Linked DNA regions of Homo sapiens: all the other regions are linked to region 1. The links are chromatin loops, found by intact Hi-C in ENCODE. Cell type or tissue: heart right ventricle. All regions are shown on one strand. Region 1 overlaps RORA (RAR related orphan receptor A). Region 2 overlaps RORA (RAR related orphan receptor A). Region 3 overlaps RORA (RAR related orphan receptor A). Region 4 overlaps RORA (RAR related orphan receptor A). Region 5 overlaps RORA (RAR related orphan receptor A).

Evidence for each region. Hi-C counts contacts between places; a loop is a spot of excess contacts. Peaks named below come from ENCODE experiments on the same cell type or tissue, not always from the same donor. Only the 100,000 strongest peaks of a DNase experiment are listed, where the experiment ranks them.
Region 2: it touches region 1 in a loop (2.7-fold over the local background); 64 of 110 quality-filtered maps call a loop at or near these places.
Region 3: a loop joins it to region 1, with 2.9 times the contacts of the local background. A loop is called at or near these places in 18 of 110 quality-filtered maps.
Region 4: it touches region 1 in a loop (2.4-fold over the local background); 11 of 110 quality-filtered maps call a loop at or near these places.
Region 5: it touches region 1 in a loop (3-fold over the local background); 17 of 110 quality-filtered maps call a loop at or near these places.

What each region holds. Positions count from the first base shown.
Region 1 is chr15:60,590,141-60,595,140 of GRCh38, forward strand. All of the region lies in intron 2 of RORA (RAR related orphan receptor A), which reads right to left. The region is part of intron 3 of RORA-AS1 (RORA antisense RNA 1); the gene reads left to right. Among named protein-coding and RNA genes, the nearest start is that of RORA-AS2, 89 kb to the right of the region's middle. RefSeq lists silencers at 1,534-1,653, 1,684-2,733. In heart right ventricle, CTCF peaks have their summits at 1,075 and 2,744; DNase peaks (open chromatin) are centred at 1,171, 1,891, 2,411, 2,991 and 1 weaker place; H3K4me3 peaks cover 3,238 bases; H3K27ac peaks cover 2,611 bases.
Region 2 is chr15:61,048,981-61,053,980 of GRCh38, forward strand. The region is part of intron 1 of RORA (RAR related orphan receptor A); the gene reads right to left. The region is part of intron 1 of LOC107984805 (a long non-coding RNA gene); the gene reads right to left. Among named protein-coding and RNA genes, the nearest start is that of RORA, 180 kb to the right of the region's middle. RefSeq lists a silencer at 984-1,143. In heart right ventricle, CTCF peaks have their summits at 2,668 (motif pointing left) and 2,871; a DNase peak (open chromatin) is centred at 2,731.
Region 3 is chr15:61,031,970-61,036,969 of GRCh38, forward strand. All of the region lies in intron 1 of RORA (RAR related orphan receptor A), which reads right to left. It overlaps LOC107984805 (a long non-coding RNA gene), which reads right to left. Exons shown (of 3, transcript XR_007064660.1): 2 at 2,870-5,000. Among named protein-coding and RNA genes, the nearest start is that of RORA, 190 kb to the right of the region's middle. In heart right ventricle, no CTCF peak of the experiment used is centred here; no DNase peak of the experiment used is centred here; H3K4me3 peaks cover 1,116 bases; H3K27ac peaks cover 3,736 bases.
Region 4 is chr15:60,711,455-60,716,454 of GRCh38, forward strand. All of the region lies in intron 1 of RORA (RAR related orphan receptor A), which reads right to left. Among named protein-coding and RNA genes, the nearest start is that of RORA-AS2, 32 kb to the left of the region's middle. In heart right ventricle, no CTCF peak of the experiment used is centred here; a DNase peak (open chromatin) is centred at 2,402; H3K27ac peaks cover 1,766 bases.
Region 5 is chr15:60,750,050-60,755,049 of GRCh38, forward strand. The region is part of intron 1 of RORA (RAR related orphan receptor A); the gene reads right to left. Among named protein-coding and RNA genes, the nearest start is that of RORA-AS4, 11 kb to the right of the region's middle. RefSeq lists a silencer at 1,483-1,677. In heart right ventricle, no CTCF peak of the experiment used is centred here; a DNase peak (open chromatin) is centred at 2,672; H3K4me3 peaks cover 649 bases; H3K27ac peaks cover 1,967 bases.

The DNA of each region.
Region 1 (5,000 bases):
ATTGTTCAGATGCATTCTCTCTCCCTCTTCCTCTATCTCTCTCTCTCTCTCTCTCTCTCTTTCAGGCAGCTGAGTTTATAGAAAAATTGCATTGCCAGTACTTCTGAGGCACTTTTTTCAAAGCACAATACTATGAAACTATTATTTTATGGCAGACAGAGGTCACTCCAAGTGTGGGGGTAGCGTGTGTGATTCTTATTATTCTATTAGCAAGGGACAGTATGGAACTTCACTTTGTAGAATTACAAAAGCAAAAGCCTATGTACTAGGAAACATCAACTTTAAATCAAAATATTAAAACGTACTTTCCTTTTTTTTGGTGGGTCGTTACTGTTCATTAGGGGAGAAAGCAGTTTAAAATGTCTCAGCCTCTCGCCTTTCCTCCAATCAACACAAAGTATATTAGACAAAGTGGATAAAGACTGGCATTGACATCTTCCAAATAGCAAAATCAATTTTATAATTTAAAGACAAAAAATGCTTTAACTGCAGAGGGCATTTAAGACGTTTCACACTTACAGGGCTAATGAAATGCAGGACTAGCATAAAAGTTTTTTGGGGGGGTGGGGGAGAATAGATTTTTTAACATAAGAAGTCGATAAGAAATCTTAATAATTTTTCCTCCCAAATAATTTTAAGTGCTTAAGAGCGCGGATCACGGGAGGTTTCCTCTCTTTTACTTATATGAATTACATATTCTAAAAATGATTAAATCCCATTCCCCTCAAGCCACAGGGGAAAAGAGAAAATTTGCTGTGGGCACATTATATAGAAAGATTTCATCTCAAGCAGCTCATCTTAACGTCCAGTACGTTTCGGCCTGTTAATAATTAATAAAAGAGATGCCACCCAATCTCTAGTGAAGAAAGGCAAAGCTCGGTGATCCGAAAGTAAACCCAGCGCAGATACCGAACTGGTGTCCTTCATTCCAGATTGCAACACAACCCCAAACTAGCAAACGTTTAACAGGCGCTTGGCACCCGCACCGGTGGCTAGGACCCGCAGGACAGTCTGGGTCTGCACAATTGCTGCGCATTAGGGAAGCCGCGTCCGCCGCAAACAGATGGGGCTCTAAATCCCCAAGCCTGGCGGCCGGGCCTGCGAAGCAGCTCGGGCAGATTATCCACGGCGAGGAACCTGCGGGCGCACAAGCGGGCGGCGGGCGGCGGGCGGCGTGCTGCGGGCTGAGTTTCTCCGGAGCTGTTTGCAACCGTCCCAAGAGCGAGTCTCGGTTTCTCCGGCAGCACGGGCGACTTCCTGAACACCTCCAAACTTTAGCTTTCCCATCAGAAAGTTCCCTGACTTGCCACGGTTTCTCTCCTTCTCACCTGAGAGGACCTAGAGCCAGTCCTCCCTCCAACCAAATCCCCCTCCCCTCCCGCCCCCGGCCCGGCTACGGAGTCCTGATGAGGGCGGAAGGCCGGGCCGCCCGGCAGGATTGGCCGCGACTAACCCGCGCCCGTCGGCCCTCACCACGGTCTAACCTCCGCCCCTGCCCGCGGATCCCGTGGGCTGCCGAGTTCCTCCCCACCTCCATCCACCAGCCAAAGTGTCAAGCGGGGTGCGCCGCGGCTCCCTGGGCCGCCCAGAGCGTCTTGGCACGCTCGAGGCGCCCGTCTCGCTCCGGCCCGCGCGCTTTCGGAAGTGGCCGCGGCGGGACACAGCGCGGGACACAGCGCGGACCTGCGGCACTTGCCCGGCCGGCGGCCGCTGAGGCGCTCGGGGACGCAGGGGCAGGGCGCAAGGCCTGGGGCGCTGACCAGTCCCCGGGGATGACATCGCGACAACGCGCACGCACGGCCCTGCCCGGCCGCGGCGCCTCCCCGACCTAGGCCGGAGCTGTCCCGGGTGCGGGCCCTGGGGACCGGCCGCGGGCGTCCCCGGCTTCCTCTGAACTCCGCAGACCCTCCCCTTCCTTTCCGAAGCGCGGCGACTCCCGGCAAACTTTCTTTTGGGAGACCCGCCCGGTGCCAAGCGGACCCAAGAGACTGACAGGAGCCGGAGGGGGCAGCAGAGGGGGATCCACCCCGTGCGCCTTTGCCCCCCAATCGGAGGCAGGCCGATCCCGTGGCCGGGCTCAGGTGGCGCCGCGGCGGTGGCCCAGAAGGCCCTGGCAGGGCCCCCGCGCCGAGCCCCGGGCAGTACGTGCGTTCGGGCAGGCGCGCCCACCCCTCCCCCTGCGCGCCCTCCTCCCCGCCCCCCGGAGCCGCCAGCCCACCCGGCCCCGGCGGGGCGCCCGGGCTCACCTTTCATCGCTGCGATCACAAAATACATCATTTAAGCCGCGGTGCGGAGAGCGCAGGGAGAGCGGATGGTCCGACCCCGGAGCCCCCTCTGCCGCCGCCGCGCCGCCGCCGCCCGAGCCACAGCAGCAGCTGCCGCAGCTGCCCGCCCGCCGAGAGCCATCCCGAGCCATAAGAGGCTCCATGTGACCGGCTGACATCACGGCCGCCGCTCTGTTTACACCGCGCCCCTCCGCTTCCTCCCGGGGCGGGAGGCGGGAGGCGGGAGGCGGGAGGCAGGCGCGCCCCAGCGCCGCGCCCCGCCCCGCCCCCGCGGGCAGGTGAGTAGCAGCGGCGGCTCTGCTGGCCCACCCCGGCCGGGCCTGCCCTCCCGCGCCCCGGGCCCTCGCCCGGGCGCCCGCCTTCCCCTCGCCTTCGGGATCACCTGTGGCCGCCGGTCGCTTTTCTGCACGCAGCGCCCCGCGGAACGCGCCTCTGACCACTTTCTGCCCCCACTCGGTGGGGCAAGAGGCTCGCAACCCGACGCCACTCTCCCGCTGGCTTGCCGGAGCACTCGGGGGCGATAAATGCGCCAGCTCGTTGGTGGAAAAGACAGGTTTGGTCTGGGGAGCTACGGTCACCCGCATTTCCTAGAGTGCCCCAGCTCTAATCGGAAGGTACGGCCCACTTCTGGGCCGTGGAGAACGAAGCCACTGGGACCGTCCGGGGAGTGGAGTAAGCTCCTCCGAAGTCTTTCTGGAGAGACTCGGCCTGGGCGGGGGAACTCCGCCCACCCAACCCTTGGCAACCCTTGGATATTGGCAGTTATACCAATAACCAAGGTCCTGGTCTACACCTGTCCCCCCCAACCCCCTTCCCCGCGTCCAAGACCACTGATACCTGCAAGGAAAGCCGGAAATTGTATGTGAATCACCTAAATGAACTCCAGTTGCCAGCTGATTTGAGCCGCTAAATTCCCAGGCTCTTCCATATCTCTCCAGAGAACCCATCTACAAGTAGGAAAAGCTATCGTTTTCATACCCTAAAAATGAAACACTGTGGTAATTCTGACAGAAAATAAAGACCTCTGAAGGTGAACTTTGTACATTTTAACATGCGACTAAGACTTAATTCCCTCTAAACTTTGAAGCTTAATTCTTCTTACTGTCCTTACGGAACTGTAAATCATGACGTTATTATTTTACAGGTCAATCTCTTTACAATGAATTTCAGATGCTACATACCCAGAGTCTGCATTGTTTAAAACTTTGGTCAGGGTGTCTATAGTACCGAGCATAACAGAAAAAAATTCTGAAAAGCCAAGTTTGCGTACCTATTGCGGTTCCTTCACGAAATTTCATTCTGCTTGCTTTTCTGTTGGTCTGTTGCCACGCACAACTTAAAATATCAGATGGCTATTAGCTGTTGCATTCATGATGATTAAGCAAGGATAATTCTAGCATATTTTTTTCTCCATGTAAGTGAGTTGCTCTTGCCCCTGAGTTGGGCCACAATTTAAAACACAAGCAAATAATCAGCACCGTAGAAAACAAGGATTCATACACTCCCTCCCCAGCCCCCTTTCAAGGCAAAATTGAGTCTTCCAAACATTTATACAGCGCTCTGATTTAGAAGGTCAATAAAGTTCGTTGTCCTTCAGTCAAGCCATGGCTTTATAAAAGTTTGATTTCAGATAAATTCATTCTAATACAGCTTTTTTTCTTAAAGATTTTTCCCCCAAAAAAAACTACAAAGAAAAGAAATTATAAAAATGTGAACCCAAGACCTACCCATGTTAACTCAGCTGTCCAGCCATAGCAAAGTGGACAAGAGTTTCAAATGAATCAGCCATACCCACTGTAATGTTTACAATTATGAAATTAAATCACACCACGTTCCTATGATGCAACTATATCTCCCAATGAGGCAACGCCCCTCAGTTACACTGACACCATCATTCACATTTGGTTATTGATTTCCCTTGTGCTAACGACTAATGCCAAGCTATCCTATAAGCAGGTCCCAGGTACAATTTTCTTTCTTTTGTATCGTTAAAGGATGGAAAACCATCGGAGACTGCATCCTCGGAAGTATGTTCTTCCCTACTCAATGCAAGTGAACCCAGATATACAACTCGGATGATTCACAATGCTACTTTAAAACAGTATCCTGCTTTAGAAAACAATGTTTTCAAAAGAACCAAATCTATTAGCTCTAGCGTGCCTTGTGAGACATCTGACTCCAAGGTGAATAATCTGACATCACTAGTAATCAGTATTTATTTCCAGATCATTTCAAATGAAATCAGTCATTGGGAACAACATGTAACATGACATCTGCTCCTGCAGTTATAAGTAGAATCATTCATTCTATAGATATGTCCCCAATAGAAATATAATCTCAAGTACTTATCTGAAATATTTACACATTTATTCAACAAAGACATTTCCAGAATAATGTAATACTGACCTTGCCCTTTGGAGATGTACTTCATTCACTTCCTACAACTAATGAGCAACAGAATTTCAGATATGAAGTCCTAACCTTCCAATGTAGCTAGATGCTATTTGTAATACATGCCTCTATTAAATGTCTTCAGCTTTTAACCCAGGTTATATTACTGTTCTTTATATTAACACAAAGCTCTTTGAGAGTAAAAACTATAGGCTGTTTTTTTTTTTTAACCACTCAAAATGCACATTTTCTATGACATTATAAGGCCCCAACCAAACAAATCAGTCAGGAGTAAAAGGGAACATCTCCCATATTGAAGGGACA
Region 2 (5,000 bases), 460 kb after region 1:
ATCCTTACTTTAAAAACTGAGGCAGTGGCTCTGAATCATTCCCCCTTGGACACCCCCACACATCTGAACACCCTCGTGTCCCAACACCACATCTGCTGAAGTTGACTGGACCTGAAATGCTGGAGGCTCAGTGTTTTCGGAAACTGCGGAGAGTTCTCCTGCCACAATTCTCTTGTTGTCGTCAAAAGCAATTACATGTTTCAGATGATGAAAAGCACTGTCATGAAAAGCTGGCACAGCAGCCAAGGAGACAGATGTATTAAACCACACGGCTTCTCAGAACTCCCACTTACGTTGGAGCTCAGCACAGAGATGAGCATGGTGATATCCCCCCGTCTAACATCCTCCCATTTGGATTTAATGCATGAGGCTCGTTTCTGATGAGGTGCCAAATTCTTTCGGTGGACAAACACAAAGTTGCAGAATTCAGTGATCATACAAGTCCATGTCCTCAAACGAAAATAATAATACTATAAATGCAAAGATGCTACCATAAAAAATACAGTAGGTGGACTTTTGTGAGTCAACATAAAAAAATCCAGCATTTCTAACTGGTAGCATGAGGAGTACCAGTCTGCAGGATGTTAACGCACTGATAGGCTATGGACAATATATTCCACACTTACGGAAGTGGGGAAACTATAGGTCAGACAAAGCTACAGGTACTTCTTTCTTTCTTTTTTCTTTTTTTCTTTCTGAGATGGAGTCTCCCTCTGTCGCCTAGGCTGGAGTGCAATGGCATGATCTCAGCTCACTGCAACCTCCGCCTCCCGGGTTCAAGTGATTCTCCTGCCTCAGCCTCCTGAGTCGCTGGGATTATAGGCGCACACCACCACACCCGGCTAATTTTTCATATTTTTAGTAGAAACGAGGTTTCACTGTGTTAGCCAGAATGGTCTCGAACTCCTGACCTAGTGATCTGCCTGCCTCAGCCTCCCAAAGTGCTGGGATTACAGGTGTGAGCCACGGCACTCGGCCCAAGTACTTCTTAACTGCAGGACTTCTCAGAGGCTTTTAATATGGTAATGAGTGCTGTGCAGTGAGATGACTCAAATCAATATATAGCCAACACGTTTGATATGACCACAGAACCCATTTCCCTGAACACTTTTTATCACCTCCTAGAGCAGGGGTCAGAAAACTACTGCCCATGTGGTCTGATCTGGCCACTGCTTGTTTTCGTAAATTTTCACTGCCCACAGCCAACCTCATTTGTGTACATGCCGTCCATGGCTGCTTTCACACTGCAGCCGCAGCGATGAGTCATGAGACACGCACCCGTGGCTCACAAAGTCTAAAATATTTACTCTTTGGCCCTTTACGGAAAACGTGTACAAACTTTGTCCTCTGAAATATAGTTTGGGAACCTACTTCACTCATGATATCAATAATTCTAAAAAATTTCAAACAATTTTTAAAGTCAACATTGAGAAGTTTTCCATGGTTAGAATTTAATAATTACAGTCAATAACTCTCTTAAAGCATCGTGACAATAAAGTAGAAGGACACTGTGTAATTCTATATGGTCTCTGTCTTCAGGGAGCTCCCAAGCTAGTTTGTGAAAAAGAGAACTCAAGGCACAAACAACTGGGGGGCAAGAGATGTTCTAAACACTAAGAGGAGGCAATATGGCATAGTAGAAAGAATGCAAGCATGTGTAAGAGTAAAACATACACAGGGCGCAGAGTCACAAGAGTCAGGGGTTGGTCTTGGCTGTGATACCTTCTCCTGCGATAAGAGTAAGACCTGCTTTATTGAGCACTTACTATGTGCCAGGCACCATCCCAGTTGCTTTCCATGAAGGATTGCTCTTTAATTCTTATCATAATGAATAGGTACTATTATTATCCCAGTTTATGGGTGAGGAAACCAAGTCTTAGGTTGACTAACTTATTAAAATAAAGCACATACCTAGTAGGTGGTGAACAAGAGCCAAAACAAGTCTGTTGGTCAGCTAACCACCACGTTATAGTGGCTGCTGCTTAGGGGCAGCATATATCCTCTGCATTTCCCCAGAGGTGACAGAAGTAGTGGAGAGGGTAGTGCTCTCTAGGCTCTGACACACAGCCCATGTTTGCTGACTCAACAACCACACAACGTAATGCTATGGCACCTCAGGTGGCAGGGAGGGTATCGTGGGCTGGACTGATCTTCAGAAGGCTGCATCTGAGCAGGGTGTGGAAGGATGGCAGAAGGAAGAGGGGAGTGAGGCACTCAGGGTAGACAGAAGGTGATACTGCCACATCCTCCACTCAGAAGGAATCTGGAAGGTTTTGACAAATATGTACATTTTGGAGTGGGAACAGCAGAAAGTAGGGGCTGGCTACCTACTTTCCACTACCCCTATCCCCACTCCCCCTAGGGGGTGAGGCAGAGATAAGCACGCTTTGTGGGGCACACTGATCCACAAACTTGCAAGCCTGAGCTCCACTCAGCAGCAGCCTGGGCAGGATGAATGGTGGTGTGCAGGTGTTTGCGGCATGCATAGCTTCTCTTTCTCCTAGAGTCAATCCAGTGATCCCCTGCGAAAAGAATCCTCCACTTGACCTGAATGCTCTGTATTGGCACCTTCTGGACAGGAATCCTATCGGGTATTTCATCAAAGCATCCCACAGCAGTTTTAAGTGTGGCTCCATGAGAGTAAGACACCAGGACAGCTGTGCCACCTAGTGATGCTTGCCTGTACTGTCTGCATCCCAGAGAGTGGGAGAGGCTTCGGAAAGGACTGGTATTTGCTATTTTTGGCCAACACTTCTACATGCAAAGGAATCTGAAGTCTCCGCCTGGGCTTCAAAACATTTCTTGTGGCCTCACTGACCATTCCCGTGAGCCTCAGGGGACATGAGTGTCTTCAAGCTAAGAGGGAGCAGTCCAACTCTGCAGCACGAATTACCAAGGAACATACAACAGACACTTCCCCTCCTCCATTTCTGCCTTTCAGCAGAAAGGGAGGGTGCACCTCCTCTTACATCCTATTGTGGCTGCAATAACCTGCTTGCTTTCTTGTGCAGCCTGGAAGTCTTATGCACACAGCACCTGCTGCTTTCTAAACTAAATAGAAATGCTATCGTCTGCAGTCAGAAACAGAAAAGACAGAGGATGCCTGGTGAGGATCTGTCCTACATCCCAGAGTGCAAGAGTTAAAGGTGCTAACCATTAGTGTTATGTGGGTGCAGCTTATGCACACAGAGAATGATCAGTGTTTTCATTTAATAGGAACTCTCCTCCACTCCCAAACACAGCAGTGGAGGGAAAGGCCTTTTAAGCCTTATTAAGGTTGAGGAAAAACTCTGGTGAAATTATACTACATATTTTTGTTTCTTTCTCTATTTCAGATTCCTTGCAAGAGGTCCACTGGAAAGCTAGAATTCTAGAAGTCAGGATGGGAAAGCCTCATACGTAATGCTTTTGCTCCTTTGAATTACAGTTAACTCCAGTGGTGCCACTGACACTGCTTTCGCGTAGTGGTTCTAGTATCGTACGATGCTGATACAAGTAAGCTATGGCTATGTGTTTTCCGTAAGAAAGGAAAACATCACTCCAGGAGAGAAATGGAGGATGAATGATATTTATCAGATTGTAGCTTCTGAAAATGGATTTGCTTTACCAGATCAAAGACAGCCTGTTTCTACACATCACCAATTCTGTGGGAAACATTCCAGATATTCTGAGAGCGCATTTTGAGACTGAGTAGTTGGTTCCCTCACTGACTGTTTCTACTGTAAGTAATAGTATATTTCCATGCACTCTTGATTGGTATTATACAGTTCATCAATAAGACAAAAGCAGAAAAGAGGTACAAAGAGACCAACAGGGAAGAAAGACGCGAAGATGAAAACTTCAGCAGCATGCCACGTACAGTTGGCTTGGATGTACCCTGCACAAAAGTGTCCAGCCTGTACCTCGCTGACCTAGCTGTTCGCCGGTACAAGATTAAGGAAGTGACAGCTTTTCCTAATTCACTGAAAGTGCTTTGGGACTAAATTGTAGCACAGTATAAGTAAAGTATCCTAAGGGGAAAAGAAAACTCCATATTCATGATCCTTAATCTATTTTATTGATTAAAGATTTAGCCAAATACATCACTCCTGCTTTTGTCCCTGTAACAACCAATGCTGTGTTATCAGGAAGAGATAAAACCAGACCTGATCGGAGCTACTCAATCACTTGGTCCTGAATCACTCGCTTTTCACCCAAAGTCAACAGTCTTGATTCCTCATATTTTAAGGTGTTCATTGTAATGTACTGTTACTGTTTGCATACAGCTGTCAGCTGCAAAAACATTTTTTTTTTTGAACACAAAAATCAGGCTTTTGCCCCCCAACACCCACCCCCTTCCCGGGAGACTCCATGGTAGCCTACTGACTCACACTGACAAAAAGGACAAAGGCCCTGGGTTGTCTCTGCCGCCTGCCTGTCCAGATGTAATTAGGCCTCACACAGGTAACCCCTTGGGCAGCAGAGAAAGCTCAGCGAGAAGGCACGGGGTTGTGAATACAGTTTCACGATGATTTCCATGGCTGCCATGAAGGCTCTGATCAGCTACAAATGGGCAGATGCCAGGATGACCCTCCTGATTTCCTGGTCCCTCCTGGACCTGGATCTGGATCTGGATCTGGTGTCCAGGGAAGAGCAAAGACCAGGAGAAAGAGGTAGAATCCCAGCAACAAAGCCTGGGTATGCGGTCTTTGAGAATGCCTCAAGAAAACAAATTCTTGCTTCTCCCTTTTCAAGGGGCTACAGGGAGACGACACAGCTGATGGGTATTTTTGTAGCCAGATATCAAGTAGTGTTAACGTTGGGCATAGGTTCAAACAAATGTGCTCCGTTAAGAATCTACACAGCATGAAGAGTGTTTAGACTTCATGATATATATATATATAAACATTCTTCAGGGAGGGTTTCCTTCAGAAAATTCAATACTCAAGGAAAAGGAGTTAGGGACAGTTTATTTTGGTTATTTTCTTTGTTTGTTTTCTCCAAAGCTATTTCTTGAAAAA
Region 3 (5,000 bases), 440 kb after region 1:
AAGGATGGTCATTTTATCGCTGATTACCTGATAGGGTTTGTCTCAAAATAGTGTCTTTTTGTGTCACAAGGGAAGTACACTGTGAAAGGGACTTATTGCACGTAAGCATGTATGTCAAATTCAGCACATGCTCTACCCATGAAGAACACTTCAGTTAATTGACTGGCTAGCAAAATTACATGCAGAGTACTTGAAATTACGTAGGATTCCAAAGAAAACCCTTCCAAGTAGCTTACATCACATTTTACCAGTTGTGGTTACCATTTGTACAGATCCCTTAGAAAGCTATAAAATGTGACCCAAATGTAATTTAAAGCCAGAAGTGTTGAACTGAAGAAGAATGGTATATCTCCCCCAATACACAAATCAAGTAGAATCCTGCAAATAGTGCCCTTCTGGGCATGAGACTGAGTCATATGAAATTTGGCTAAACTCACAACCTTGAAAGTGAATTAGAGAAGAGAAAAAATTAAAAGTTGGTTTTCAAACTATAAGCCACTAAGAGGTAAAAATCAAGAACTTCTATATTTGATCAACGGAGTAGACCAAAATTGCCCACTTCACCTTTTCACATGACAATCATATGGAGTGTAATCACACACCCAGGTTGGACCAAGGGTGGATATTAGAAACATTTTACATTCACAACTAAAGTCATTTTGAAAACAATGAAAAGAGGCCAAAGTTAAGTCTAACAAATGCTTAAGAGTTTTCTAACACAGCCCAGACATCTACCTATTCCTGCCCTGGCTTCAGCAAGAATTATCTTCATACAAGATCATAAACTAGGAAACTAGTTTTCATTTATGGGTCAAAGAGCAGTACAGGGGATCCTTCTGCATAAGGCCACAGCAGCAATTTGGAACAATAATAAAATAAGGAATCCTTTCTTATTACCTATGTCTATATAAATATTACATGCGTATACATTTATATTATGATAATAGCTATAATTTATTGACTGCCTACTATGTGTCAGGCACTTTGCCAGGTGCTTTAAATACTTTATGATACTTACTCCTCAAACAACTCTGCGAGGTAGGCATTGCCTTTCCTGTTTTACAGAGCGGGGAACAGATTCAGATCTGCAATTTGCTCCAAGTCACCCAGCTGTTCAAACCAAAGGCTATCAGATTATAAAAGTCCACGCTCTCTTGGCTATACCCCAAGGAGTTTGTGCATGTTGATCACTGAGCTTGGAACAAATTTAGGCTCCAGTCTATGGCTACAAAACAAACAGGAGAGGCAAAGCGGGTCTTCCATGAGGCAAGAGCTGCCTCAGGCAATCAGGGGAGAGTGCTGCTGAGTTTTCCTTTAGTCCAAATGTTCCCTCTGTTCTCAGATTGTTCAGAGAGGACTAATTCTCCCCAACAATGCTTCCAGTTCAGTCCTCACTTGCAAGCAAAACTCAAGAGCCCCAAATTTATAGCTTTATTCTGAAAAAAAAAACAAAAACCAGTTTTGCTCTCAGTGGGACCCTTCAAATTTGTTAAGACCTCCTGCCATTTTCTTTCTCCAAATCCATCACCAACCAAGTGAGAGACAGAGGGTGATTCATTCTTTATCTCCAAATTGACCTAGATAGTAGCTCCATATAAATAAGACACTCAAGCCTACAGATTTTATTAACTTAATAGTGGTTCTTATTCAAGTATTATTTACTTGCTATGGTGTCCAATTTGGTCGCCACCAACCCACATGGCTTTTGCACATATGAAATGTGGCCAGTCTGAATTGAGATGTGCTGTAAAGTGCATACATACACCAGATTTTCCAGATTTAGTATGAAAACAGGGATGTAAAATATCTTATCAACAAGCCAGGCATGGTGGTGCATGCCTATAGTCCCGACTACTTGGGAGATTGAGGTGGGAAGATTCCTTGAGCCCAGAACTTTGAGACCAGCTGGGCAACATAGTGAGACCATGTCTCAAAAAAAAAAATCTTATTAACTATTATTTTATATTGGTTACATGTTGAAACCAAAATATTTTGGATATGTTACGTTAAATAAGCTGCATTATCAAACTTAATTTCACCTATTTATTTTTATTCATTTTAAGGTAGTTACTAGGAAATTTAAAATTACATATGCCACTTCCATTATAGTTCAATTGGACAGTCCTGGTCTAGAATGAAGGCTTGCCAAAGCTATTTAAAGACTGTTAAAGTTCTGTATCATACACAGGCTCTTTTTGTTTCAGTTTAATCCTAGAAGGAAGAAATGTGTTGAAATTGCAGCTATATAAAATCCTTGATGGACTGAAACTAAGGGGGAAAAAGAGGAAGCAGGTGGGTTTGAAAGAAGGAAAAAAGGAGTATCTAGCATTTTCTTTTAAAAATGTCATTCTTGATTTATTTGGTGGCACAAAGTGATTTTCTTACGTTTCTCAGACTGCTTGAGTCAGTCTATATAGAGGCTATTCCTGGATCTTAGTTGAAAGCTGTTGCCTTTCTAATTGTTTAACTGATCACTTCTGAACGACAATTACAGTTCATTGTTATTCCCTGTTAAAAAACCATTGACATCCATCCAAAAGTTATAGCTTACAGGTCAGGGAATATTTATGTGATATTTATAGTCTGTGAAGAAAACCCTGGGGAACTGCCAGTAGGGAGGATTATTTACCAATTTCTTTTTCTTCAAGTTTGAATTTATTTGAGATTTATATCCAAAAGACATTTTGTAATCCTGTGTAACTCTGATGTGTGACTATAATTGTGCATGTTGGTCAAGTTCAAGGAAAAAAAAAATCTTTTTTCTTTTTAATAGTGGGGGCTGGGAACCCTGGTTGATTCCACTAAAAACATCACAGACCAAAAAAAAAAAAAAAAAAAAAAATCCACTCAAGGAAGTAGTGTTACATACTTGAAGAATTTTCTGAAGTTAGCCAAGAAAAATAAGCTACGATCAAGGAGGAAAAGCTGGAGTTTCAGTTTTCTGGAGATTGTACTTCCTGGTAACATAAAAACAAAAGTTAAATTCAGAAAAATTCAACTATGAAGTTAGCATCACATAAAAAACAATGGAAAATATTTAACTATGCGCATATGTTTGTACACAAACAGAAATAGATATAAACAGACCTTAATTAGCATTGTAGACTTTAATTATCTTTGTACAGTAATTGGGAATGGTTTTGTTCTGATTTATTCCATAATGCTTACTGTGTTCTGTTAACAACTCATTTTTTTCCCCTTCCAGCCCATAATAGAAGGCTTTTACTGCATACTTTATTACATCTGCTTCTCATTTAATGACCATTGTTCTGGTCTGTCAGAGCGAGTGGCTATACAACTTCCCAAATCTGCAAGATTAAGCAAATATTTTGACAATGTCTAGTTTCTTTTTTCCTTTTTTTCAAAACATACCAGATAAAAATAAAAAGATTTTTACTTACCCACACAACGTTAGGAGAGTTTTTAATCTAACGACAATAAAGAACTAAGCGGCAGCAAAATGTACTTCATGTGGCAAAATACATCAAGCAATTTTCTGTCCCATTTCACTTAAAAAGTCCTAAGAATCTGGTCTGAATCACACAGCTGGGGTTAATGGGAGCACTCCTGGACTGCAGGGAGGTTGTGGGCCCCTGGGCAAACCACGTGGAGACCTTCAAGCTTCTAGAATGAGACAGAGGCCTTCTGCTCATTTTGGAGGGCCCCGGCAGGTAAGCTGAATGATAGGTGTCTGAATCACTCACTATGAAATGTCATTTTTAAAAATGGTCATGCTACATACAAAATTGCAATACCACTGATGGCATAAGGACCAGGGTCATAACTCTCCCCAAAGAAGGTGGATACAAATACACAAACAGAAGCATTTCTAAGCAACTGGGCAGAGAGATACAGAGAAAAGAGGATACAGCGAAAAATCTATTAACCCATAGGCATTCATTAATTCTACAAATGATCTAATGGTGGGAAGCAGAAAATACACAAATAAACCAACAAAAGCATGACATGGACATAAATGCTAAGAGGGAATGGTATGTGGAAGATGCTGCAGTCAGTGGAATGAGGGAAAGGGGTTAAGAACAGATGAGCTTTCAAGAGACAGTCTATGCCTTTCAGAGTAGTTTAGGAAAAAAGTTACCGAAAGATAACTAGGAACAGAAAACAAGGTGACAGAAAGGACCGCATTAACCCCAGAAGCATAAGCCTCTTAAAACTTTCTGGTGGGGAGCCTCTCCTTGGAGGCAGCAACCAGGGAAAATTCCCGCAAGGAGGTCCTACGGGAGCAGCCAGAATTCTACTAGAAAGACAGGAAAGACATGACAGGGATGGGTCTGTAGGAGAGCATCGGCAAAGATAGCAAGAGGATGCAATCCTCTTTAGAGGAAGTAGAGGTTTGCCTTGTTGCTATTAGATTGCTTCACATCTCCATTGGTTTGCGTTTACTATAGGGCGGAAAGCACAAAGCAGGATATGTATGTGCTTCAGGAAGCTTAAGTGCAAGGCAATGGGGTTCATTTGTGAGCTACTGGCAAACCATTTGTATTTGGGGTGGGCGTCCCGTGCAGCACGCCTCTGGAACAGTCCCTTCACTGTTAACACCACTGACTGGGCCCTTAATTGGAGCAGGTCTGCGCGTTTTAATAAACATCTTTGATGAGTTCTCTGGACTGTTCCATTAAACACTCATTCTACCAAAAATGCCTGGTAATTCTCTCTAAAAATGTTTTCATGTTACCGCTTCCAGGTCTTTCTAAAGTTAGGCAGTACAAAGAAACAAAAATCCAAAAGACTTGACTTTAATTTAGAAGTCTCAAAGAGAGTGTTCACCCTAGAGCAGAGATTTCTAAAGTTGTAGTATTGGACTCGCTTGCCTCCACCCCCACCCCTGCCCTTCTCCCAAAACAAGAAAACAAAGCAGCATCAAAGCTTGAGGTACAGAACAGAATAAAACATGTTGGTGCAGATTTGCTGGCCTCGGTGAAAACAACCTGAATCAGTAGGTCTTGGGGTATCTTCACTTTTAACAAACACTACAGGGG
Region 4 (5,000 bases), 120 kb after region 1:
AGCAGTTGATTAGAAGACAACTTCAGTAAGGGGTAATAAAAGGTGGCTCTTCTTCCCCATTTTTGCATCCTTCCTTCCTCGCACTCACACTGTGAACCAGAAGGGTTTACCTTTAGAGTGCTATTCTATGGTTGAAGAGGAGGCTAGGCTGAGGGTCTCCTTCCTCTGTCTTGTCAGAAGCACCCCTAATGGTGGCTAATAAATTCGATTGCATCTATCCTTCAGTTTTCTAACCTTCTGTCTCTTTTGGTCCTACCTTCAGCTCAAGGGCTTAAGAAAGAAGATATTTCTTTTGGGGAAGATGATTTAACCTTTGATTGGACCTCCAGGTTTCTCAAACCCTGTCAGCAACCCACCTTTGCATCCAAGACTTACTAGGAAAATCCAACATTTAAAATACCGCTACTGAAACAAATTATATGATAATAAAACAGCAAATTCCTTAGCCTTCCCACAGTCACCCTCAAGATGTTATAAATTATAATAGAAGTGGTTTCAATTCTTTTTTTCTGCAACAGTATAATAAAACTATTTTGTGATACGTAGTCTAATAATACACAGATTTTTTTAAACAAATGAAATCTGAATTGTCAGTGACAGTGTATTTTTCTTCTATGAATATTAGAAATCTTAGCAAGTGTGGCTGATACTTTCAAATGGGACTCATATCCTACATAGGACATGTTGATAATATCATTGCATTAATTTGGGGATGATGAAGACTTATTCCAGAGGTGGTATACCAGTTGTTCCCTACATATTCTATTTGGATTACAAGTGATTGTCTAACATTTTTAAAAAAGTTGAAGTATATTCCAACATTTAAACATCTAGATGTTTTCTTTAAAAAGGTGTGTTTTGTTGAATATAGAAAATAGGCAATACAAGGTCTTTGTTCCTGCATTATACAACTAAATTTGGTCTAAATGAGTGACTGCCATCTTTAGCCAGGACACAAACTCTCTGGTCAACATAACCCACAGCACTCTCTATTGTCTAGTGGAACTAAGGTCATGTGTCAGTTGCCATTTATCACTGGGTTTGCATGATGGTTTGGATTTATTTTGGCTTATCCTTTTGATATGTACCCAGACAGCTTAAGGTATCCACCTAACTTCTGCAGTCATCTGCGATAGGACCCAGTGTATTGCAAGGCATTACATGACGGACTGGACCCAATTCAAGCTCTGGTACTTGTTCCCGAGGCCAGAAGACAAGCCTTTCTTGCAAACTGCACAAGACTCAACACAGTCCTACTGCTTCCAGGAAGGCTTTTGTGACTGCTGGTGCTCAGCTTTTCTTTATTTCCCTGACGCGGGGTTCCCCAGCAGCCAGAACCAATGACACCACTTGGTGAGAATTCACATTGTTGTTCAGTTGCTTGACTTAGAACAGATTTGTCTTTCTATGGGAGAAAAACCCTGAAGATGAAAATACTATCTCTTGGACAAGAGAGCCTGACCTCTCTCTGCTCACAGCTATTGGACACATATCCTATTCAACAGAGCGAATACTTTGAACCTGGGTTAAGCAGGGAAAAAAAAACAACAATTTAGGTTACCTTAATCAGCAAGGCAAACAGACTTTTCATTTCCTTTACTTTTTTTCAGACTGTGGCCAGGGCTTCCCTGGCAATAAAAGATCATACCAAATTGTTCTAAATTATGTAGATGATAGTTATTAATATAATCTTCTTCCAAAAGAAAACAAATGTCATAAAGCCAGCAATCCATGCCAGAGAAGCCCAGGAATGTTCCCCCTTAGTAGGGTGTCCGGCTAACCTGGGCGCTGGCAAGTCATTCCTCCCTTCACAGTCTGAGGCTGAAGAGGTCACTTGGTTTGAGGAAATGGCTCCTCAGCTCCTCCTACCCCCACTTTACCCACTAAGAAAACCAATGGCGCCTTTTATCAGTTTGGCAAAAAGACAAAGGGAATGTTTAATTCTGTACTTAAAATTCTTGGTTCCTACTGTCAGCATTCCCAGTTCTCAGAGAACACTGAATGGATATTTGAAGAGTTTTGTGAAACTGAGACTGAACAGTGGCAACGAGGAGGAAAAGATCCAAAATTAAAAGAACATTTAAAAATACACGCCCCCGTACATTCCACTCTCCTCACTTTTCTCTCCTCCTCAACCAAGTCATATTCAGCCCTTAGGAATATTCCCACAGGAGGGAGGTGATGTAATATCCTCAGACTGTCTGTGTTCCAGTCCCAATTCACCCTACCTAGCCATGAGGACTTGGGTAAGGAAGTGAACGTCTCCATGCCACAGTCCCCATGACAGTAAAGTGAAGTTAACAACAGTGCCAAGTTCTGGAACCTGTCATCTATGAAGGGCTCAATACATATAAACTACTATCATCATTTTAATTTTCTAAGGAAAGCACCTGATTACAACAGGATCTGCAACGCAGAGTAACAGCTGCCAACTGGCAGACTGCTGACCCTAGCCTTTCAAGCTAAGACTTTGCAGGGTAATAAAGTGAAGCTCTCTAGTCATTTCAAATGAGTGAACTGTTCTCACTTGGCAAAACCGGGGCCTCTAGAAATCCAGAAGAAATTGAATTAGCACCTTCTTCATTATCTCTCTCTCTCTCTCTCTTTTTTTTTTTTCGAGACAGAGTCTCACTCCGTCGCCCAGGATGGAGTGCAATGGCGTGGTCTCAGCTCACTGCAACCTCCGCCTCCCGGATTCAAGCAATTCTCCTGCCTCAGCCTCCCAAGTAGCTGAGATTACAGGTGCATGCCACCATGCCCAGCAAATTTCTTTTTTGTATTTTTAGTAGAGATGGGGTTTCGCCACATTGACCAGCCTGGTCTCCAACTCCTGACCCCAGGTGATCCACTGGTCTCGGCCTCCCAAAGTGCTGGGATTACAGGCGTGAGCCACCGCATCTGGCCAATTCTTTTTATTTATTTATTTTTTGAGATGGAGTCTTGCTCTGTCCCCCAGGCTAGAGTCAATGGTGCAATCTTGGCTCACTGCAACCTCAACCTCCTGGGCTCAAGCGATTCTCCTGCCTCAGCCTCCCTAGTAGCTGGGATTACAGGCACCTGCCAACACACGTAGCTAATTTTTGTATTTTTAGTAGAGATGGGGTTTCACCATATTGGCCAGGCTGGTCTCGAACTCCTGACCTCAGGTGATCCACCCGCCTCAGCCTCCCAAAGTGCTGGGATTACAGTTGTGAGCCACCGTGCCTGGTCAATTATCTCTTTTAAAGAAGGATTTTTCTTCTTACATAGAAAATTTGTGTTTAAGGGGGATCTTGGGATGTCAAAATGGGCTCTGCCTTTTCAATCTGAAAATATACTGATGTGATGTGTGACCATCTAAGAACATTGCTGCACTTGAAATGTGGTCTATAAATTATTTTATAGACTGAATAATGTAATCATCCTCAGATTAGAAGGCCAGAAGAGGCTGTATGAGGCCCTCTTTTCACAGAAGAGCCATCCAATCCCTGAGAGTTGAGAGACTATGACCAAAATCAAGTGAGGGGTAAAGATGGGGCTGGAATTCAAGTCTTTTGGCTTCCCATCAAATGAATTTTTCATCTCACCAAGCTAACTCTGATAGCTAGGTTGGATGACTATGCTGTTGGAAAGTGCTGGGCCTTGTAAGACTTTCTGATTCTAGCTCTTTTTGTGAGAGAGGATGAGTTTTAATAACTACACAAACACCCGATTTATTCTCAAGCAGCCTGTGATGCAGGGCCTTGGCCATACCTCCCAATGTGTCATCATTTCCATGGGAAGACCTACAAGGAGCAGGAATCCAACATACAAGGACATAGTGAGAAGCAAAGAGGCATGAAAGTGGATAAGAATCTTAGTGGTGGAAGTTCGAAACCACTGAATAATGAGAAACTTTTTTGAACACAATGATGTGGCACAGTCAGCTGTAAAACATCTTCTTCCTTTGTTAGCTTTCTTCCAAAGTGTCCCAGCGACAGGCTGGTGGTCAACTTTCATGGTGTTTCTCCAAAGACCTTCACGTGGTGCCTCATGACAGACGTTCCTTGGAGATTGTCTAAGGAGAATAGAAGAAGCCTGGACAAACAAAGCTATGAAAACCACAACTTCATTCATTCCTGAAGGTTTGCATTCACAAAAATTGCACAAATTGTTCTGCACATTGAAAAATAACACCAAAATCTTATTTTTAGAAAGGGAATATAATGACACAATTGGGGTTCCTTTAGCTTTCCAAACAGTGCCCAACAGTAGTTTCCAAGAAAGTCATGAGCTAGCTTTTTTCTAATTGTGTACACAGTTGTGTTTGTGTAAATGTACACAACTGTATGCATGTACACAAACACACTCACCATTTAATAGCCAAAAATCCCTCTAAAATGTTAGGGGAAGGAAAGATCCATTTTCTAGTTCAAGTCATCAGTCTTAAAATTCACAGTTGGGAGAAATTCTGCTACAATGAATTATGTAAAAAAATTATGATTCTTCCTCTCAACCTAATGTAGGAGAATTGCCTTCACCCACAAATGATCTTACGCTACACTAGAACTACTCAGTCAGCATCTTTAATTATCATTTCCCACCAGCCTCTAGGCCAGTGCTTTTCAAAGTTTAATGTGCATACGAATTGCCTGGAGATCTTATTAAATATGCTAATTCTGATTCAGTAGGTCTGGGGTGGGCCCTGAGATTCTACACTTCTTATAGTTGCCGAGTGATGCCACAACTTCCAGCCCATGGACTAAACTTTGAGTAGCAAGATTCTAGACCAAGCCCACTTAACACTGTTCTCTCACTAGGGCAAGAAGTGGGCTACAGCCAATTTTATGGCTAGGATGGTAGACTTCTGTGAGGTGCCATATTCCCTGTGAATCTTCCCCTCCTTCAGAGATACCGCCTTTTGTATCATCTTTCTTCCTTCTCTTCTGAATGCACTTGCAGTTGCAAACCTAAAGGAGACAGCCTGTTGCACTGGTCCAGGGAGAAAAGCATGCAAACTTGGGTTTGAATTTCATCAATAC
Region 5 (5,000 bases), 160 kb after region 1:
TAATCAAAACCTTTCTATGTGCCAAGTATTTTTCATTTATTATTTCATATTATCTTCACTACATCCCTACAGATGGATACTATTATCAGCTCCAATTTACAGTTGAGGAAATGGAGGTTCAAAAAGGTTAAGTAATTTGCCCAAAGCCATACAGCCAGAAAGTGGCATAGCCAAAGTCTGACTCCAAAGCCTAGGAGACCCAGGTCATATCTACAGCTGAGAAAGGACTCACTCTCCACCATGCCACTGGTCTCCTCAATCAGTATTTCCTTTGTTTTAGGCATAAACTAGCTAGCTAAAACCTGCAGTTTGAAAAGTTCATGTCAAATGAAGTGACATACAGAGAACAATTGTGCAGATAATTTTCTTTAGAAAACAGAAGCAGAGAAAGAATCCCTTTTAAAATTTCAGTTTCAATATATTTTTGCAAGCATATTTTTGTCCCAGATGCTACCGTGTTCAACCTTGTCTGAGTCTGGTGACCAAACCTCAGTGAGCGTTCTGTCCAGGTATAGCAGCTGTTTTGGGCAGCCTAATAATTAGGCTCTCTATGTATATAATCTTTCAAGGAGAGAGGACATCAAACTGAGATTAGATTAGAGGAAAAAGAGCAAAAGAGGACCATGGATAGTAATCTATTCCCTTTTGTGATCAGCATGTAGAAAACAGTTTCAGAAATGTATTTTCATTTTTCACTTAAAAAATATTTGTATTTTACCTTCAGGGAAGGTATTCAGTATTCTAGCAGTTGCTTCAGAAAGAGGGAATTGGCTGGCACTGTGCCATGCATGCTTCATAGACAAAGCCACCTAGGTCCATAAACACAGTCATCTGAGGGGCGAAGGGCAGGGAAGGATTCAAGCACCTTAGTTCCAACTCCAGGTTGGATGTCCCTCTCGTTACCCCACGGTAAAAGGATTATTTCACTCCACTGTGAGGACTTGGCTGGCAGAAGGCATTTTCAGGCAGGCAGTGAGGAGAGCAGGGAAGAAAGGCAGGTGGGGAGCAGAATCCAAGACAGTGCAGAGGGCCTGGGAGACCAGGAGAACAGGGACAGCCCACAGTCAGAGGCCCTAAGGAGTATGTCTCCTAAGAGCCTTCAGCTGAATGTCCTTTCCCTCCCCATGGCGGGGCATCTCTCTCTACAACCTGTCCATGGTTCACTTTGTTCTGCCTCCTTCAACAGTGATTCTAACCCTGTTGTCATGTATTGATTACTTATGGCAAATAACATCAGGAGGAATTGGCAGTTGCGTGAAGATCAGTGGTGGGAATAAGAAGTGGGACTAGCAGGAAACGGATCACCATCATTAGTATCATTATTATTTAATTAAGCTTTGCTATTACAACAATAAATAATAACAATGAGAATAATAATAATGACGATAAGCTAGCATTTAGTAGACCAGGCGCTATGCCAATCATTGAAAATATGCATGTTTATTTAACCCTCAGGCTATTTTGATCAGTATTTTCTTTATCCCACTTTACAAATGATGTTGAGGTGTAAAGAGATAAGTACCTTGACCAAGGTCCTGGGCAGCTGAGTGGTAGTGCTGGGGCCCAGATCCCAAATTCTGACTGCAGACTCTGACTCCAGCACCTGCTTTCTTGACCACTGCGGGCCTGGCTTTCACAGGTGTTACCTTCCTGCATCCTCTCGGCACCAGGTTGAGCTTGGTGTCGCTATCCCTTCTTATAGATGAAGAAACTGAGGCTCAGAAACAGTAAACAATCTGCCCAGGGAGGAGGAACAGAGCTGAGGAACAAAAACAGGCCTCTAAGCTCCTCTACCAAAACTGCATAGACCACTCTGTAAAACACTCCAAGTAAGGATGGGACTTTATTTCTCACCCCTATGACTCCATGTCTAGGTAGAAGCAGAAGAGTTTGGGAAGAGATCCGACAACATGTGTGAGGAGATAGGGAAGCTGTATGCATTTAACCTATCTCCAGGGTCCCCATCACTTGAGAGAAGGGCCATCAATAAGGAGGTGGAGAAGGATCATCCGAGCTAGGCTGAGTCTTCTTTGACTTGCTAAAAAAAAAATGGGGAGGGAGAAGGCAATGGGCTAGTATGGGAAAGAATAAAGAAGAGAGAGGGCAGACATCAGGAAAGAACATCAGGCAGAGAGAAGCGTCTTAGAGCAGTAATCACAACCAAAATTTTGCGCACCAACAAAAGCCCATTGACGCTCAGACACCTCTGACTTTCCCCATTTCCTTCCCGATGGCACAAATGGAAGCTCTGATTTCCTCTTTCCTTTTCCTTCTGGCTGATGCATCCTGACAAATACAGTATGTAAAGCGCAGGGACGTGTGAAAGGAAAGTGTGGCGACGGTTGTTTTCCATCTCCCAATAATAGCGTTTCAATTTGGTACCTAAATAAACAATCTATTTTAGTGGCTCCCCTTTGATATCTCCAATGTTCCCTTCTGTTATTTCTGGCAGTTCCCAATCCTGTGATGTGATTAGAGAGGATGATTACACTTACATAACAGCATCAAATTAATTTGCCGCCGAGAACAACAGCGGTAGGAAATCATTGGAGTTCTCAAATTGCTCCCCCCACCCCCACCCGCCTCGAGTTTATTTAAGTGACATCAAGGGATTAGAGCGAAGTCGGTCAGTAGAGCACTGCTGGGAAAACAACCAAAACATCGACTCTGACCTTGTAAACGAAAGAGGAACAGAGCAAATAATGAATAGCGCTGGTCCCAGGCCTGGTGCAGGGGCCATTGGATGAATCAGCCTCCCAAACACACATTTCCGTCTGTCTGTGGGAGAAAGAAACAAACTGTACCTTTCAGTGCAGATTAGATTCATTTTCCTGGGGCTATGTCCAGCCATCCAGGGACTGTCAAAACCAAAGATATTTGAGATTTTGCTTATGTTTCTTTGCTTTGCTTTTTGGCCCCTTTTCAAAACAACAAGAAGAATGTAAAAGTTGACTTGAATTTTTTTACTCTGTGAGCCCTGAACAAAAGTCCAGAAAAATAAAGCAGAGGCAAATATTATTGCTTCTGGTTTTCTAAAAGATATGACAATAACAGCTCAGAAAACTGTAGCCCATGATTCCACCAAAGGTTAGAGGTTCAGAACAGGGAGCAGCACGTGGATGGCGTAGAAAAGGGACCCCTTTAAGTCCTACTCGCAGTTTAGTTCTGACACGAACCTTCAACAGTTACTTCAACTCTCTGAGCCTTGGTTTTCTTACCCAAGATAGCAGATATTACCGTCTTTCATCTCTGTTACAGGGTGGGTGTTCACCCATCCGTTCATTCTGTTAATCCATCCATTCAACAAGTATTTATCGAACACCAATTCTGTCTCAGGAACTCTGCTGGTAACTGGGAATACCAATGGACGTGGTCAGCCCTAGGAGCTTATGTCCTAGCGGAACAGGGAAATAAAAACAGCCAGTGTGCTCTGAGGGCCTGCATGGGCAGGCACTGACCTCTCCACCCTTCATCCCTTATCACATGTGAATTTCACAACCACCATGCATGCGTAGGTATCTCTGTCTATTTTACAGATGAGGAAATTGAGCCCAGATGTGTTAAATAACACTACGCCAAATCACACTAGGAAGCAATGAGATTGAAATCCAAACCTAGGTTTTCAGAATATAAAGCCATGCTATATCCCTTTATATTTTTTGGAACCTGACAAGCTCTGAAGCACTCTGCAAATACAAGGAACTACTTTAAGTGTGTTTGCACAAGCTGTTCATATACTAGACAGACATCACAAATGCATGAATTTCTATTGCTTTAGTCCAGTGATTACAGCACTTGATTCTTTTTAAAGCAAATCCACTTCTATTATCCCGTTTGATCCTTGTAACAGCATCACGATACATGTGGAGCAAGTATTATTACTCCCACTGGACAGATGAAGAGACCAACATTAAGCAACTGGCCAAGGCCCTTGACCCAGACCCGGAACACTGGTCCGTGGCTACTCACTTGCTCTTCTTCCTCAACCTCCTCTCAATGAGTCTGAATAAGGATGATGTTTTCAATTTTGGCCTCAATAGAATTATGGTTACTTCCTATATTGTGTTAGTCTTTTGAGTCCTAATGGCATCCCTTTTTGGGTAGAAATCCATATTCACAATATAGCATGAGGTATTTTTATTTGTCTGCTTTGAAAATCATCGGCTGCTTTTCCACCTTGTGAGAACGTGTCACATTTTCCCATCATCTTTTGTTTACATCATTGTTTCACTACCATGGAGGTTTCGTTGTGCATTCTTCTCACTTAGCTCTTTTAGAAGACTGCTCTTAACACCAACATATGGGGTTTCCAAAGTTGGGATTACTCCAGTTAGATGAATTTGACCCTTTGTTCCAAACAAACTCTTGCTAATTCCAGCTGTACTGTAGCATCCATATCATCTGAGTCTGCTTGTTCATACTTCTCTTACTTCATAAAATGGACATCAAAAAATTATTAGGGCTGTTTTAGTCTCATGGCTTAATTCCTTCCTAGTTCTTCTACCTGAAATGCTTGACCCCCAACTTTGACGCCCTTCCCTCATTCTTCAGGGACAACTCAACTTCCACATCCTTGAGGATACATGTCCACAATACCTCTGCCAACATTGACATCCACCTCCTCTGAATTTCCAAATCCCATAGACTGTCAGAGGTTTGCTGCACAGGCACATTGGAGGAGCTCTGGTCCTAGTCCTTTCTTATACAGATGAGGAAACTAGGACCCAGAGAGGGCAAATGACTTTCCAGTTGGTGGCAAAGCTGGAAATAGGGCTCCATTCTCTTGCTTCTTGAAGCTAGCACTTCCCTTCGACTCCTTTCTCTTTCCTTCTAATGTCTGTGGAATGTGGGTTGTGTATGCTCAGTCTGGAATGGATATCTCTCTTATTATCCCCGTAAACTCAGTGCACTTCTTGAAGATGAGAGCTGAGTCTTTTTTTTTTTTTATATATACTTTAAGTTTTAGGGCACATGTGCACAGTGTGCAGGTTTGTTACATA